Linked DNA regions of Homo sapiens: region 1 is linked to region 2. A link is an interaction called in ENCODE POLR2A ChIA-PET data of the cell type or tissue named here. Cell type or tissue: OCI-LY7. All regions are shown on one strand. Links, peaks and the distances in the headings refer to the core of each region. The heading gives the core; the rest is flanking DNA.

Evidence for each region. Peaks named below come from ENCODE experiments on the same cell type or tissue, not always from the same donor. Only the 100,000 strongest peaks of a DNase experiment are listed, where the experiment ranks them.
Region 1: POLR2A ChIA-PET joins it to region 2 with 5 read pairs; 2 of 35 experiments call an interaction of 5 or more read pairs at or near these places.

What each region holds. Positions count from the first base shown.
Region 1 is chr17:75,468,532-75,475,826 of GRCh38, forward strand. TMEM94 (transmembrane protein 94) reads left to right here. Exons shown (of 32, transcript NM_014738.6): 2 at 3,269-3,398. The coding sequence starts at 3,375. Among named protein-coding and RNA genes, the nearest start is that of TMEM94, 16 kb to the left of the region's middle. RefSeq lists silencers at 148-316, 3,696-3,785. In OCI-LY7, for the core only: no CTCF peak of the experiment used is centred there; a DNase peak (open chromatin) is centred at 3,860.
Region 2 is chr17:74,975,010-74,983,088 of GRCh38, forward strand. It overlaps HID1-AS1 (HID1 antisense RNA 1), which reads left to right. Exons shown (of 3, transcript NR_110878.1): 3 at 157-719. LOC124904058 (a long non-coding RNA gene) reads left to right here and starts at 7,385. Exons shown (of 2, transcript XR_007065906.1): 1 at 7,385-7,767. RefSeq lists an enhancer at 6,993-7,942 and a silencer at 7,555-7,604. In OCI-LY7, for the core only: no CTCF peak of the experiment used is centred there; no DNase peak of the experiment used is centred there.

The DNA of each region.
Region 1 (7,295 bases), core at 2,885-5,384, 490 kb after region 2:
TGGATTTGGTCCCTCAGGATCCCATTTCAGTTGGCGACCAAAGACTGAATGTCACTGCATTGCAAGGCCACTTCCAGCGTCACTGTCTGTATCTGAGCCTTCGAGGCTGGCTCAGCTTTGAAAGGCAGGGGTGGAAGAGACGTGGTTGCTCAGCCTAGGGCACCAGCATGGGTGCCACCTTGAGAGGAATTGGGCGGGGTTTTGGAGTGGAGTTGGTGGCAGAACCTGGGCCTTCTGGTTGGGTCCTCCGGACACAGCTTTTATTATTTCTTGACAGCTTTTTTCTGGGTCAGTTCTGGGTTTCTGCCTGGCACCCCTTGACAAGGCTTGCTCCTGGCCCCCAAAAGAGCTGTCTTAGTCAGTAGGTTAGTGCTTTCTCCAAGAGGAGTCGCTTGGCATCAAACCAGATTGCTCAGTGTCACTCTTTACTCAAACACACCCTGGTCTGAGATCATTAGAGTGACGGCTGCCAGGACGGGAGGGTGAGGGCTGGTGAGGGTAGGTGGGGAGGTAGGGCAAACCTCATTTTCCAGGTAACCAGCCCGCTTTTGTCGGACCTGTTGTCAGATTGGGCTGCCCATCGTGTGTTCATCTGCTCAGGTGCCTGTTGAGCACTGCACTCAACCACGTGAGGGGCTGCGGGCTTGCACATGCTGGTGAGTGTGGCGTCTGACTGCCAGCACGTGGAAAGAAGTCAGTGCCTCGTTCTGGGGATGCAGTGGACATCCACCCTGCTGCTGTCCCAGCTGCCCCCTTATTATCCAACTTACATATCTAGATTTCACTTGATGTTAAGGCTAACCTTAACCCTAAATTTTTTTTTTTTTTTTTTGAGACCGAGTCTCACTTTGTCGCCCGACTGGAGTGCAGTGGCGCAATCTCAGCTCACTGGAACCTCTGCCTCCCAGGCTCAAGTGATTCTCCTGCCTCAGCCTCCTGAGTAGCTGGGATTACAGGCGCCCACCACCACGCCTGGCTAATTTTTGTATTTTTAGTAGAGATGGGGTTTCATCATATTGGCCAGGCTGGTCTGGAACTCCTGACCTCAAGTGATCTGCCTGCCTCGGCCTCCCAAAGTGCTGGGATTGCAGGCGTGAGCCACTGTGCTCGGCCTTAACCCTAAATTTTTAAAATGCTGACTGGGTGTAGTGGCTCATGCCTGAAATCTCAGCACTTTGAGAAGCCGAGGCGGGCAGATCACTTGAGGTCAGGAGCTCATGACCAGCCTGAGCAACATAGCAAGACCCCATCTCTACCAAAGAAGTAGTGATAATAAATAAAAATGCCAATAAATCCTTTGGGAGGCCGAGGTGGGTGGATCACCTGAGGTCGGGAGTTTGAGACGAGCCTGACCAACATGGTGAAACCCCGTCTCTAGTAAAAATACAAAAATTAGCTGGGCGTGGTGGCACATGCCTGTAATCCCAGCTACTCAGGAGTCTGAGGCAGGAGAATCGCTTGAACCCAGGAGGCAGAGGTTGCAGTGAGCCGAGATCATGCCATTGTGCTCCATCCTGGGCAATAAGAGTGAAACTCCGTCTCAAACAAAAAAAGCCAATAAACCAAGGCTTTTCCTGCATGCTGTAATTCAGTGATAAACAGAGTACATATGGAACAAAACACAGTGTGCCTTTGAAAATGAAGGTTGAGGCTGGGCACAGTGATTCACGCCTGTAGCCTGTAGTCCCAGAACTTTTAAGAGGCTGAGGTGGGGAGGATTGCTTGAGGCCAGGAGGTCAAGACCAACCTGGGCAACATAGCAAGACCCCTTCTCCACACAAAATTAAAAAAAATAATAATAGGCTGGGCGTGGTGGCTCATGCTTGTAATCCCAGTACTTTGAGAGGCCGAGGCAGGTGGATCACTTGAGGTCAGGAGTTCAAGACCAGCCTGGCTGAGCATGGTGGCTCACGCCTGTAATCCCAGCACTTTGGGAGGCCAAGACAGGCGGATCATGAGGTCAGGAGATCGAGACCATCCTGGCTAACACGGTGAAACCCCATCTCTACTAAAAATACAAAAAATTAGCCGGGCGTGGTGGCGGGCGCCTGTAGTCCCAGCTACACAGGAGGCTGAGGCAGGAGAATGGCGTGAACCCGGGAGGTGGAGCTTGCAGTGAGCCGAGATCGCGCCACTGCACTCCAGCCTGGGCGACAGAGCGAGACTCTGTCTCAAAAAAAAAAAAAAGTCCAGCCTGACCAACATGGTGAAACCCTGTCTCAACTAAAAGTACAAAAATTAGCCGGGGATGCTGGTGCATGCCTGTAATCCCAGCTACTTGAGGGGCTGAGACAGGAGAATCACTTGAGCCCAGGAAGTGGAGGTTGCAGTAAGCAAAGGTTGCGCCACTGCACTCCAGCCTGGGCAACAGAGCGAGACTCTGTCTCAAAATAATAATAATAATAATAATAATAAAGAAAATGAAGGTCAGGCGCGGTGGCTCACGCCTGTAATCCCAACACTTTGGGAGGCTGAGGCGGGTGGATCACAAGGTCAGGAGTTCAAGACCAGCCTGGCCAATATGGTGAAACCCCGTCTTTACTAAAAATACAAAAATTAGCCGGGCGTGGTGGCAAGTGCCTGTGATCCCAGCTACTTGGGAGGCTGCAGCAGGGAATTGCTGGAACCCAGGAGGTGGAGGTTGCAACAATGAGCCAAGATCGGGTCATAGCACTCCAGCCTGGGCAACAGAGTGAGAATCCGTCTCAAAAAAAAAAAAAAAAGAAAGAAAGAAAGAAAGAAAATGAAGGGTGAAAGAGAGAAAGTTTGTACCCCTCCAGAATCCTCTCTGTAGCCCTCTCCCTCCTGGATTCAGAGAGTGGAATTCATCTAGAGCTGACTGCCTGGGGGAAGCTCTGCTGCTCGATGAGGCTGACTCTGTCTGATGGTCAGTGAGTTCAGTACTTTTCCGCGTACCATACTGTGGTTTAGATGATACTATTATGTTGGGTGGCTGAGGCGGGCAGATCACTTGAGGTCAGGAGTTTGAGACCAGCCTGGCTAACATGGCAAAACCCTGTCTCTACTGAAAAATACAAAATTAGCTGGGCATGGTGATGCACGCCTGTCATCCCAGCTACTCGGAAGCAAGAGAATCGCTTGAACCCAGGAGACAGAGTTTGCAGTGAGCCGAGATCGCGCCACTGCACTCCAGCCTGGGCGACAGAGTGAGACTCCGTCTCAAAAAAAAAAAAAAATGATGCTGTTGTGTTTCACAGTAGCTGCCTGTTCCAGCAACCTGAGTGATTTCTTTCTTCTTTTTCCCCAGATGTTGTGACTGTGACAGACTCACTGGGGTTTGTACATGCTGGGGAGGAGCCTTCCTTTCAGGGGTGACCACATTCATCTGGGCATGCCTGCAGTACTCTTGGCCCATGGACCTGAAGGAGAAGCACCTGGTAGGCCATATCCTATTACCTTATAGGTATTGTCTGTGTGTCTCTGTTGAACTCTTTCCTACTTGTTTTTGCCTGGGAGATCCTTAACTGGGGGCTTTAAACAAAAGTTGAGAGAGGAGGCAAGGCTCTGAGTCTTGGGGGATGCGACTGTGACCTCTTGGCTGGAAAGCACAGACTCACAGAGCTATGAATAAAGGATGAAGGTGGACCTATTAACACAACCGCATGGGAGCAGGGTTTCTGATTTAGGCTGGCTCCAAGCCAGTCTTCCACTTCTTGCCCAGGGGTGTGCAATTTAGTTTGTTTGCCCTTTGCTAGGGCGATGTCCTAACCTGCTGAGCCATGCTGAGGGCTATTGGGCACCTCCCTGTGGTTAGAGAAGAGCGCCCCAATCAGACTTCAAACACAGCTGCCTAATCAGCCGGTGGTGAGCAGCCAGGTGGCCTGGGCCAGCCATAAGATTGGTCTTCTCCTCCCAGCCTGGTTTGGCCCAGCCTCCATGTATACTATCTTTGGATGGAGGTAGAGTTGTCAATCAGAAAACTCCTCTCCCTTGACAAAGACTGCCCCAGAGGAAGTCCTTTTGTCTCTTGCCTAGCTTCTGCCACACCTTCCTAATAGATCTTTCTGTTTTCTGTAATCCCAGCTACTTGGGAGACTGAGGCAGGAGAATCGCTTGAACCCAGGAGGCAGAGGTTGCAGTGAGCAGAGATTGCACTACTGCACTCTCTGCTCATCAGCCTCCACATGGCTGCCACAAAACTGGTCAGTGGTTCCATACCACCTACTTAACCTTTAGTGTGTACAAAGCCCTCCAGAATCCTGCTCCTGCCCATGGATTTGGTGTTCCTAGCCTTCCTGCTTTGACTTTAGCACTAGTTATTACCTCTAAAATGCTTCCCACCCCTTTTTCTGGAAACTTCTTCTGTTCTTCCTTCAAGACCTAGTTTTGACATCATTTTCTCCAGTTAAGTCCTCCTTCCTTCCAGAGGTCCTTCCTTTCAGCATTTGTAGTACCTCCACCATTGTACTCGCTATTCTATTGAAATTAACTCATCTCTTCCACTTCATCTCAATATCCCTAGCTCACAGCACCGAGCCTGGCATGTAGCAAGGGCTTAGTACATATTTATTGACCTGAACTTCTGAATAGTGATCTTCCTTCCAGGGAGATCTTGGGAAGGTCTAGAGAGGGGGCTGTGGGTTCACTCCCTGGGCCTCTGCTGGCACCAGGCTGGCTGACTGCTTTCTGTTCAGCTCCAGGCTTCCTATGTCTCTGGACCAGCTGTGCAATAGGTTTCTGGAATTGAACTTGAAGCAGGTGTGCTTGGCCTCCTGTTCATAGCCACCTCTGGGTGCTCAGCAGATATCCACCCTAGCAGTGATTGGCACAGAGGGAAAGCTACACTTGCCTCTCTCTTAGCTGGGAGTTAAGGCTGCTGCAAACAGCTGCAAGGGCTCTGCACTGCTCAGTTCCAAGGAGTATGTCCCCAGAGGCTCTGCTGTTATGCAATGCGGTGGCCTGCCTGGGTGAGGCTGAATCCCCCAAAACAGAGGATGGTATTGTCTTCTGGTTCCAGCCAGAACCACTGAACACTAGTGCCTAGTGTATGGGGGAAACAAAGTTCTGTATCGAAGGGCTGGGTGCTCTCTCCAGCCTGAGGAAGAAGACTTGAGAACCCAGCTGGATAGCTCTCAGGGGCCATTTTTCCTGGAGGGTTTCTCTTTGTCCTCCTCCTCTTTCTGGATAGGTGAGCCCTGACCTGGAAAGCATCGTCAGTCATCCTTGGCAGTCACCATATTGTGGAATGGCAGCTTTGGGTTGGCAGAGCTTTAGGCACCAGGGAGGTGGCCCCGGCTTAGAGAGGCTTATTGTCTAGTAGAGGAATTGATAGTACAAGCAGGCTGGGCACAGTGGCTCACGTCTGTAATCTCAGCACTTTGGGAGGCCGAGGTAGGCAGATCACTTGAGGCTAGGAGTTCGAGACCAGCCTGGCCGACATGGTGAAATCCCGTCTCTACTAAAAATACAAAAATTAGCTGGGCATGGTGGCGCGTGCCTGTAATCCCAGCTACTTGGGAGGCTGAGGCAGGAGAATCGCTTGAACCCGGGAGGCAGAGGTTGCAGTGAGCAGATTGCACTACTGCACTTCAGCCTGGGCGACAGAGCAAGACTGTCTCAAAACAACAACAAACAAAATGGATAGTACAAGCAGTTAAGTAATTGGACCTGGTAGGGCCTCTAGCTGAGGTAACTCATGAGTTGTATAAATGGACTTATAAAGATGATCTCAGCCAGGTGCAGTGGCTCACACCTGTAAATCCCAGCACTTTGGGAGGCCGAGGCAGGTGGATCACCTGAGGTCAGGAGTTTGAGACCAGCCTGACCAAAATGGTGAAACCCTGTCTCTACTAAAAATATAAAAATTAGCTGGGTGTGGTGGCACACACCTGTAATCCCAGCACTTTGGGAGGCCAAGGTGGGCAGATCACCTAAGGTCAGGAGTTCAAGAACAGCCTGGCCAACATGGTGAAACCCTGTCTCTACTAAAAATACAAAAATTAGCCAGGCATGATAGTGCATGCCTGTAATCCCAGCTATTTGGGAGGCTGGGGCAGGAGAATCTCTTGAACTCGGGAGGCAGAGGTTGCAGTTAGCCGAGATTGAGGTCACACCACTGCACTCCAGCCTGGGGGACAGAGCAGAATCTCTAAAAAACAAAACAAAACAAAACAAAAAACCAAAAACAGTCAGAAGGTGTCTTGGAGGAGTAGGCTTTGGAGGAGCTGGCATAGTGGTCATTGATGGTAGGAGGGTTGTCGTCCCCTGGCTTAGCTCAGGAGCGGTTTAGCTCTTGATGGTTCTCTGCTTCTGATCCATCAGTTCGGTCTCTCCTTCAAAGCCCTCACCCCTGTCCCCGGTCCTCCAGCCCACAGTGGCCCTGCTGTGGCAGTGACAGCCTGGGTTCCTGCTGCTTGGGTGCAGGGCTCCCTTCTCCATTTGCTGAGGTGGGTAGTGTAGGAAGGGAGGCAGGGCCCAGAGAGGGCTGTGCTGGGGCCTGCACAGCACGTGGGCTAGTCCCTGTGTGCTGTTCTTTTTGGGGCCTGTCACATAGAAGGGACAGTGTTTGTGGACTTGTAGCTCCCACCCGAGCAGTGCCTCAGGGACAGGAGAGAGGGGACAGGAGTCTTTCTCTTTGGCTACAGCCAGATTGCAGAGCAGCAGCATCCTCACAGTGGCTGGCGTGGAAGCTGACCCCCACTGCCAACCTTTCCTTCTCTCCATGGAGTCTTCCTGTTCTTAACCTCTGGACTGCCCGGGCCCTCCCTTCTGTTCTCACTCAGCACTCTGTTTGGGGGCCGCACAGGGAGTTGCACTCATGAAAGGGAATGGGGAGGCTGGCTTGGGCTGCTGAGGCTCCTTCTTCCCTGCAGCTTGAGATGGTGTCGTCTAGGAAACGGAGGGCCCTGGAGAAACATGCTCAGGCTCCAGCTCACACTCTCCAGCTCTGGGACCTGTTAGGCTGTTTCCTCTCCCCTGGGGTGTGTAACCCCATTATAAGGATGGTTTTAGGCAGAGAAGTGTCCCATCCACTCCCCATGCCTCGGCCCCTGCTTCACCCAGGGTGCCTGTGCTGAGAGCATCCTGTATGTCAAACTCGCGGTCCCTGAATGATGCCTCTGGAGCCATGACTCACTCAGGCTCTGCCTGATGCTCTGGCATGTGCTGAGGCAGGAGCCCCAGGTATCTGGCCTCCTTTCTGCCTGGGGGATGCAGGGCCTGGGCATTCCCGGGCAGCCTCATGGGCCCAGCAGCACTTGGGCCGGTGTGTCTGAATGTATTGGGGCATCACCGGCTGCTGGCCCGGCTCTTCCCTGCATGGCTGTGAGGGTCTC
Region 2 (8,079 bases), core at 3,026-5,525:
AACCGCATTCCAGGCCAGAGTGACATTAAAAACTCTCAATCATAATCATTAGGGAAATGCAAATTGAAACCACAGTAAGATAACACTACATGGCTAGCACAATGACTTTCAAAAGCTGGCAACATGCTAACAGTTTATTTCTTTATTTATTTTTAGTTTTTTGAGACAGGGTCTCCCTCTGTCATTCAGACTGTGCAGTGGCATGATCACAGCTCATTGCACCCTCTACCTCCAAGGCTCAAGCAATCCTCCCACCTCAGCCTCCCAAGTAGCTGGCATTACAGGTGCACACCATGACGCCCGGCTAATTTTGTATTTTTTATACGGATGGGGTTTTGCCATGTGGCCCAGGCGGTCTCAAACTCCTGAGCTCAAGCGACCCTCCTGCCTGGGCCTCCCAAAGCATCGGGATTACAAGCAGGAGCCACCGTGCTCAGCCTTCAAAAAGAAGAAAAAATAATAAAGGCAAGTGAAGGTATGAAGAAGGAGGAGGAGAAGAAGGAGAAGAAAAGAATTGAGAACTCTTGCTAACCAGCCACTCCGGGTGAAATTTTGACCCCTTTGGTCTTGCCCATCACTCAGAGCCATTTCTGTGGCTTGCAACCAGGAACTCCCAAGTGACATGGAAATATTACTGGATTTAATTGAGTCCACCCTCACCTAGCCTCAGGGGCTCTTCTACCACTCAGATGGGCATTCTCCTCCATAGATCATCTTTTTTTTTTTTTTTTTTTTTTTTCCGAGACGGAGTCTCGTTCTGTCACCCAGCCTGGAGTGCAATGGTGCAACCTCGGCTCACTGCAACCTCCACCACCCAGGTTCAAGCAATTATCCTGCCTCGGCTTCCCAAGTGGCTGGGACTACAGGCACATGCCACCATGCCCGGCTAATTTTTTTGTATTTTTAGTAGAGACGGAGTTTCACCGTGTTAGCCAGGATGGTCTCAATCTCCTGACCTTCTGATCCACCCCCCTCAGCCTCCCAAAGTGCTGGGATTATAGGTGTGAGCCACCACACCCGGCCCTTAGATCATCTTAATGCCAGGAAATCTTACAAAGTCTCTGTGCATTCACCCCACCACGGCATGGAAAAAAACATAACATTGTCCTGAGGAACTTGACCACTAACATATCTAAGTGGAAAAATACCCATTCATCCCTGACCGTTATTTACATTCTCTAAGTTAAGCTTAACATCCTCTCTAGTTCCACCAGTAATTATGTTTTTAAAATGCTGTCAGTTGTTTTCCAGTGATGCATATTGATATCTGTAGTGACTGGGCATTTGCTTTTAAATCTACTGCAGCAAAGAAAAACAGTTCGTTCCACCATTCTGTCTACTTTTGTGTGTGTGTGAAAACTTTTATAGTAAACATTTTAAGAAATAAGTCTGGATGTATGAAGAAAGAATATTCTCGGCCGGGCGCGGTGGCTCACGCCTGTAATCCCAGCACTTTGGGAGGCCGAGGCGGGCGGATCACGAGGTCAGGAGATCAAGACCATCCTGGCTAACATGGTGAAACCCCATCTCTACTAAAAAATAAAACATAAAAAAAATTAGCTGGGCATGGTGGTGGGCGCCTGTAGTCCCAGCTACTCAGGAGGCTGAGGCAGCAGAATGGCGAGAACCCAGGAGGTGGAGCTTGCAGTGAGCTGAGATCGCACCACTGTACTCCAGCCTGGGCGACAGAGTGAGACTCTGTCTCAAAAAAAAAAAAAAAAAAAAAAAAAAAATATATATATATATATATATATATATATATATATATACACACACACACACACTTACTAAATAAAACAAAATAAAACAGAGCTTTTAAAAAATTTTTTTAATTACGTATCCCTGATCAATTTGAGGGTTCCCTGGTAGGTTCTTCACTGTGATGTCTGCATATAGAAACCATGTCCTGTTCTCCTTTATGCCCACCATAAAAGGAAGACTCGCAGGTCTATGGCTGTCATGGCCCTCCCTGGCACCCTTTTTCTGAGTTCAACCGTCAATCATCCAACAAACACTTACTGAGGCCAAGAGCAGTGGGTCACGCCTGTAATCCCAGCACTTTGGGAGGCTGAGGCAGGTGGATCACCTGAGGTCCCAAGTTTGAGACCAGCCTGGCCAACATGGTGAAACCCTGTCTCTACTAAAAATACAAAAATTTAGCTGGGCATATAAAAATAATAATATTTTTATTTTATTTATTTATTTAATTTTTTATTTTGAGATAGAGTCTCTCTCTGTCACCCAGGCTGGAGTGCAGTGGCGTGATCTTGGCCCACTGCAACCTCTGCCTCCCAGGTTCAAGTGATTCTCCAGCCTCAACCTCCTGAGTAGCTGGGATTACAGATACGCGCCACCACAACAGGCTAATTTTTGTATTTTTAGTAGAGATGGGGTTTCACCTTGCTGGCCAGGCTGGTCTCCAACTCCTGACCTCAGGTGATCCACCCACCTTGGCCTCCCAAAGAGATGGGATTATAGGCATGAGCCACCACCCCCGGCCTCTATTATAATTTTTTGTGTGTGTGTGAGACAGAGTCTCTCTCTGTCGCCCAGGCTGGAGTGCAGTGGTGCTGTCCTGGCTCACTGCAAGCTCTGCCTCCCGAGTTTATGCCATTCTTCTGCCTCAGCCTCCCGAGTAGCTGGGACTACAGGCGCCCACCACCACACCCGGCTAATTTTTTGTATTTTTTTTAGTAGAAACAGGGTTTCACCATGTTAGCCAGGATGGTCTCGATCTCCTGACCTTGTGATCCGCCCGCCTCGGCCTCCCAAAGTGCTGGGATTACAGGCGTAAGCCACCGCGCCCAGACTATTATAATATTTTTAAAAATCAAAAAAAGAGAGAGGAGGGAGGGAGGAAGACAGACACCTGATTTGAGTGAAATGTAGAGAGACAGGAGATACGCTTGAAGTGGACCAGGAGCAGACCATAAAGGGCTGCATACATCCTGATAAAAGGCATTAATCTTATTCCATGAGCAACAAAGAGCCTGAGAAGCAGGGGAGTGATGTCATGAGATGTCATTAGATCTTAATGAAGCCATCCTGGCTGCAGCAGGAGAGAGAAATGACCTGAACATGGGGAATCCAGCTGGGAGGTGAGAGCTGATGAGGGCTCAACCAAAGCAGTCACAGATAGATGGAGAGGAAGCAGGCAGGTGGTATTGACAAGGTGGAGTCTTGGAACTTGGTTTTCTATCTCATATGTGTTCTAGGTACCATTGCTGCATAACAACCTTTCCACCAAACTTGGTGTAAAACTATAACCATTTTATTATGTTCACAAATTCCATGGGTCAGGAATTCAGACAGGACTCAGCTGCGGTGGCTGGTCTGTGCTTCACAATGTCTGCGGTCTCAGCTGAGAAGACCAGAATGGCTGGTGCTGGGGTTAACTTGGAACAGCTGGGGGGCTGAAATTACCAGGTGGCTTTACTCATACATCTGATGCCTGAGCTGGCAGGACCCAAAGACTGGGTTCAGCTGGGGCTGAAGACAGACACACCAACGTGTGACCTCTCCATGTGGCTTGGGCCTCTCTCAGCAAGGACACTGGGCTCTGTGAGGGAACACCCAAAAGATGCATATGAAAATAGGAAGTGGACACAGTGGCTCACACCTGTGATCCCAGCACTTTGGAAGGCCAAGGCCGGAGGATCGCTTGAGCCCAGGAGTTCGAGACCAGCCTGGGCAACATAACAAGACTCCATTTCTATAAAAAATAAGAAAAAAATACTAGCCAGGTGTGGTGGCAATTACCTGTAGTCTCAGCTACTCAGAAGGCTGAGGCAGGAGGATCGCTTGAGCCTGAGAGGTTGAGAATGCAATGAGCTATGATCTCACCACTGCACTCAGCCTGGGTGACAGAGCGAGACCCTGTCTCAAGAAAAAAAAAAAAAGAGAGAGAGAGAAAGAAAAGGAAAGAGGGTGTTCAAGAGAACAAGGGGGAAGTTGCATATCTGTTCAGCATCCAGTCTGGGAGGGAAGTAACATAGAAAGTCACTTTCACCACACTCTATTGGTCAAAATAGTCACAAGGTCACCAGATTCCAAGGGAGAGGACCTCTACCCCACCTCTCCATGGAAAGAGTGTCAGAGAATTTGGTACCATATTTTATTTTTATTTTTATTTTTATTTTTATTTATTTTTTGAGATGGAGTTCTGCTCTTGTCACCCAAGCTGGAGCGCAGCGGCGCGATCTCAGCTCACTGCAACCTCCGCCTCCTGGGTTCAAGTGATTCTCCTGCCTCAGCCTCCCGAATAGCTGGGACTACAGGTGTGCACCACCACACCCCGCTAATTTTTGTATTTTTAGCAAAGACGAGGTTTCGCCATGTTGGCCAGGCTGGTCTCGAACTACTGACCTCAAGTGATCTGCCGCGTGCCTCAGCCTCCCAAAGTTCTGGTATTACAGGCATGAGCCACCACGCCTGGCCCATGTCACCCTTGGTGCCTCTCTTCCTGCTACCAACCCCCCACCAACCCCAACCAATTCATCACCAAGTCCTATGGTGTTATCCATCAAACATATATATTGTATCATCCTACGGCCCTTCATCTCCCCCGCCCTCACCTTTGCCAGGGTCCCATAACCTCCCACCTGTAGCAGCCTCCACTCATCCCCTCTCCCACCTACTCTCTGCAGAACAGCCCAAGTAATTTGAACATGGAGCTCACATCACTCCCCCATGAAGACTCCTCTGAGCACTGCGTCAGGAGCAACCTCCAAGGCCCCGCAAAGTCTGAGCCTGCTTCTCCTCCCTTCAGTCCCTGGGTTCCACCCACGTGGGTCTTCCTTCATTTTTCTCAACCACTCTAAGTCTTTCTGCCCAGGATCTTTGTATAGTTTGTTCCTTCTGCCTGGGACATCCCTCCTCCCACTCCTCATGTGACTGTCCCCTTTTCGTCCTCCAGGGTCTTATCTTAAAAGTCTCTTTCCGGCCGGGCGCAGTGGCCCACGCCTGTAATCCCAGCACTTTGGGAGCCCGAGGGGGGTGGGGGTTGGATCACGAGGTCAGGAGTTCAAGACCAGCCTGGCCAAGATGGTGAAACCCATCTCAACTAAAAATACAAAAATTAGCCGGTTGCGGTGGCAGGTGCCTGTAATCCCAGCTACTCGGGTTGGGGCGAGATCATTCAGCTACTTAGGAGGCTGAGGCAGGAGAATCACTTGAACCTGGGATGCGGAGCTTGCAGTGAGCCAAGATCGTGTCACTGCACTCCAGCCTTGGTGACAGAGTGAGACTCTGCCTCGAAAAAAAAAAAAAAAAGTCTCTTTCCCTGAGAGATTTCCCAGCTCCACCATTGTTACTTCAGTCCCCCATGTTCTTAACACTATTGTAAATATTTTTGCTTTTTTTTTTTTTTTTGAGACAGAGTCTCGCTCTGTCGCCCAGGCTGGAGTCCAGTGGCGCCATCTCGGCTCACTGCAAGCTCCGCCTCCCGGGTTCACACCATTCTCCTGCCTCAGCTTCCCGAGTAGCTGGGACTACAGGCGCCCGCCACCATGCCCGGCTAATTTTTTTTGTATTTTTAGTAGAGACGGGGTTTCACCGTGTTAGCCAGGATGGTCTGGATCTCCTGACCTCGTGATCTGCCCGCCTCGGCCTCCCAAAGTGCTGGGATTACAGGCATGGGCCATCGTGTCCAGCCTATTTTTGTCTTTTTAATTGTTTGACATCTGTCTCTTCTACTGAAATTCAAGCTTCCCGTGAGCAAGGACTGAGTCCGTTTTGTTCTCTGTATCCTCAGCACTCAGCACCATGTCTAACACATCATAAATATTTATTGGACAAATGAATGACAATAACTCCTGGGCTTCCAGCTTGGGTGATTACAGGAGGAGGAGCCAGTTGATCACCCACTTTAGTCAATAGGAATGACACATTTTGGCCAACTCTTTCTCAGATTTATCTTTTTTTTTTTTTTTTTTTTTTTTTTTGAGATGGAGTCTGTCGCCCAGGCTGGAGTGCAATGGCACAATCTCGGCTCACTGCAACCTCTGCTTCCTGGGTTCAAGCGATTGTCCTGCCTCAACCTCCCTGGTAGGTGGGATTACAAGTGCTCGCCACCATGCCCAGCTAATTTTTGTATTTTTAGTAGAGATGGGATTTCACCATGTTGGCCCGGCTGATCTCGAACTCCTGACCTCGTGATCCACCTTCCTTGGCCTCTCCAAATGTTGGGAATACAGGCGTGAGCCACCGCGCCTGGCAGATTCATCTTTGATTAGTTTTAGGAGTTTTTCAGGCAGGGCAGGTGGATCTGACCTGGGGCAAAGGGATAAGGAACGCTGTGAATTGTGGAGTTAGGGGGTCATTGGGAAGAAGGCCGAAGAAGGAAGGCCAAGAAAAATGGCTTAGAACATTTCTTCATTCATTGGGAGACCTGCCATGTGCCAGCCAGAGTCCCTGCCCTCAAGGAGTTCTCAGTCTGCCGGGAAGCAGAAGGGTCCCACGCAGAGAGCCTCCATGCTGTGACGCGGCTGTGCTAGAGGCGGGGGAGCCCAGGCAGCCCTCAGCGGGCAAATGCACCTGGGGCTTCTCCCCAGGTCTCTTCTCCCAAGGCTGAGCCTTGACTGCAGGCTCCACCTGCCTCCCCAGCCAGAAAGGTAAAGTCCCTGCACTGGCATCCCCAGCCTGCCTTAGGAGCCCTGCCAGAGATGGGGTAGTGAGGGGCAAGGAATAGTTCCTCCAGGTGAAAACCGATAATAAGGCCCTAATAGTCACTGACCGTGCTCGGCAGACCCCAGCGCTGATCTAAGCGCTGGCGTGTATGAACTCATCGCACCCTCCCAACCAGCCCAGGAGGTATCAGAGGAGTAAGGTTGGATATCATCAGCACAAGTCTCCTAAAGGTCACCCCACTGATGACAGGCCTGGAGGGTTCACACTGCAGAGATTTGAGGTAGACATATGGAGGCATTTCCCGACCGCAAGAACCTTGAGAATCTGAAATAATGTACCCTTCAGAGCACACGATTGTCTGGAACAAACTCAGACGGTGCATGGGGGAGAGGGGGATGGGCAGCAGATGACCTCACTCCAATGTCCTGAGCGCCTTACCCCGCCAGGCGCTGACCTCAGACTGGTGGAGGGGACAGATGGGGCGAGATCATTCAGTACAGTGTGCGCCCAGCGCTGGAGCGAACATGTCCGGGGACAGGGAGGGAGGCGCCGCTTGCAGGGGTGTGGGGACTCGAGGAAGGTTTCCAGATGTCGCCCTATCCTTTAACCTCAACCCGAGATGTGCAGCGCGCGAGGTCGGTCGACGCCCTTCGCCTCCCGCAACGCCGCTGTGCGGTTGGGGGCGGTGCGGTCCCTCTGCCGCCAGCGCAGCCCGCGAGCCGTCACTTCCTGTGGGCTGGGCCGAGCCGGGCTGCGCGCGGAGGTAGGGGATGCAGGCTGGGGGTGAGCAGCAGCGACGGTGCCATCGGCTGTCGCATCGGCGTCCTCAGCCCCGCCCCGCGCCTAAGCGGCGCTCGCTGGGAGGGCCTGGCCATCTTCGCGCGGTGGCCGGGCGCTCCCGGGGTCCCCTGCCTGTGCCCCGTTCCCCCATCCAGAACCTGGGCTGGAGGTGCTAGGGAGCTCTGGGAGCCTGGGCTGCACGCAGGGAAGTGCTCTCGGCCGCCGGGGTCACAAGACTCCAGGGCTTCACAGTGCCCAAGGCTTGGTGGACATCGAGCCCACCGGGGAATCTTTGCCATCAGCGCCGTGTTTTGATGCCCGCGGCAAGGAACACCACGAAATAGGTTTCCTGACACTCAGGTGAGGTGCCAGGTCCTGGGTTACCAAGGTCAGGTCAGGTGGTCTGTACTTGCCACCCCTGGGTCGGCTCTCTACCCTGCTTGACTACATCACAGGAAAAGGCTGGAAATGGATCCGGGGCTTGTTGACCTGTAGCTCATGGAGGCTGAAGAATTTCCTCCTTGAAGGCAGACCTGATTTTCCTCCTCACGGAAGAGTTTAGGCCAGTCATAGGGTGTTTTTCTTCTATTTATTTTATGTTATGTTATGTTATGTTATGTTATGTTATGTTATGTTATGTTATGTTATGTTATGCTATTTTATTTTATTTTA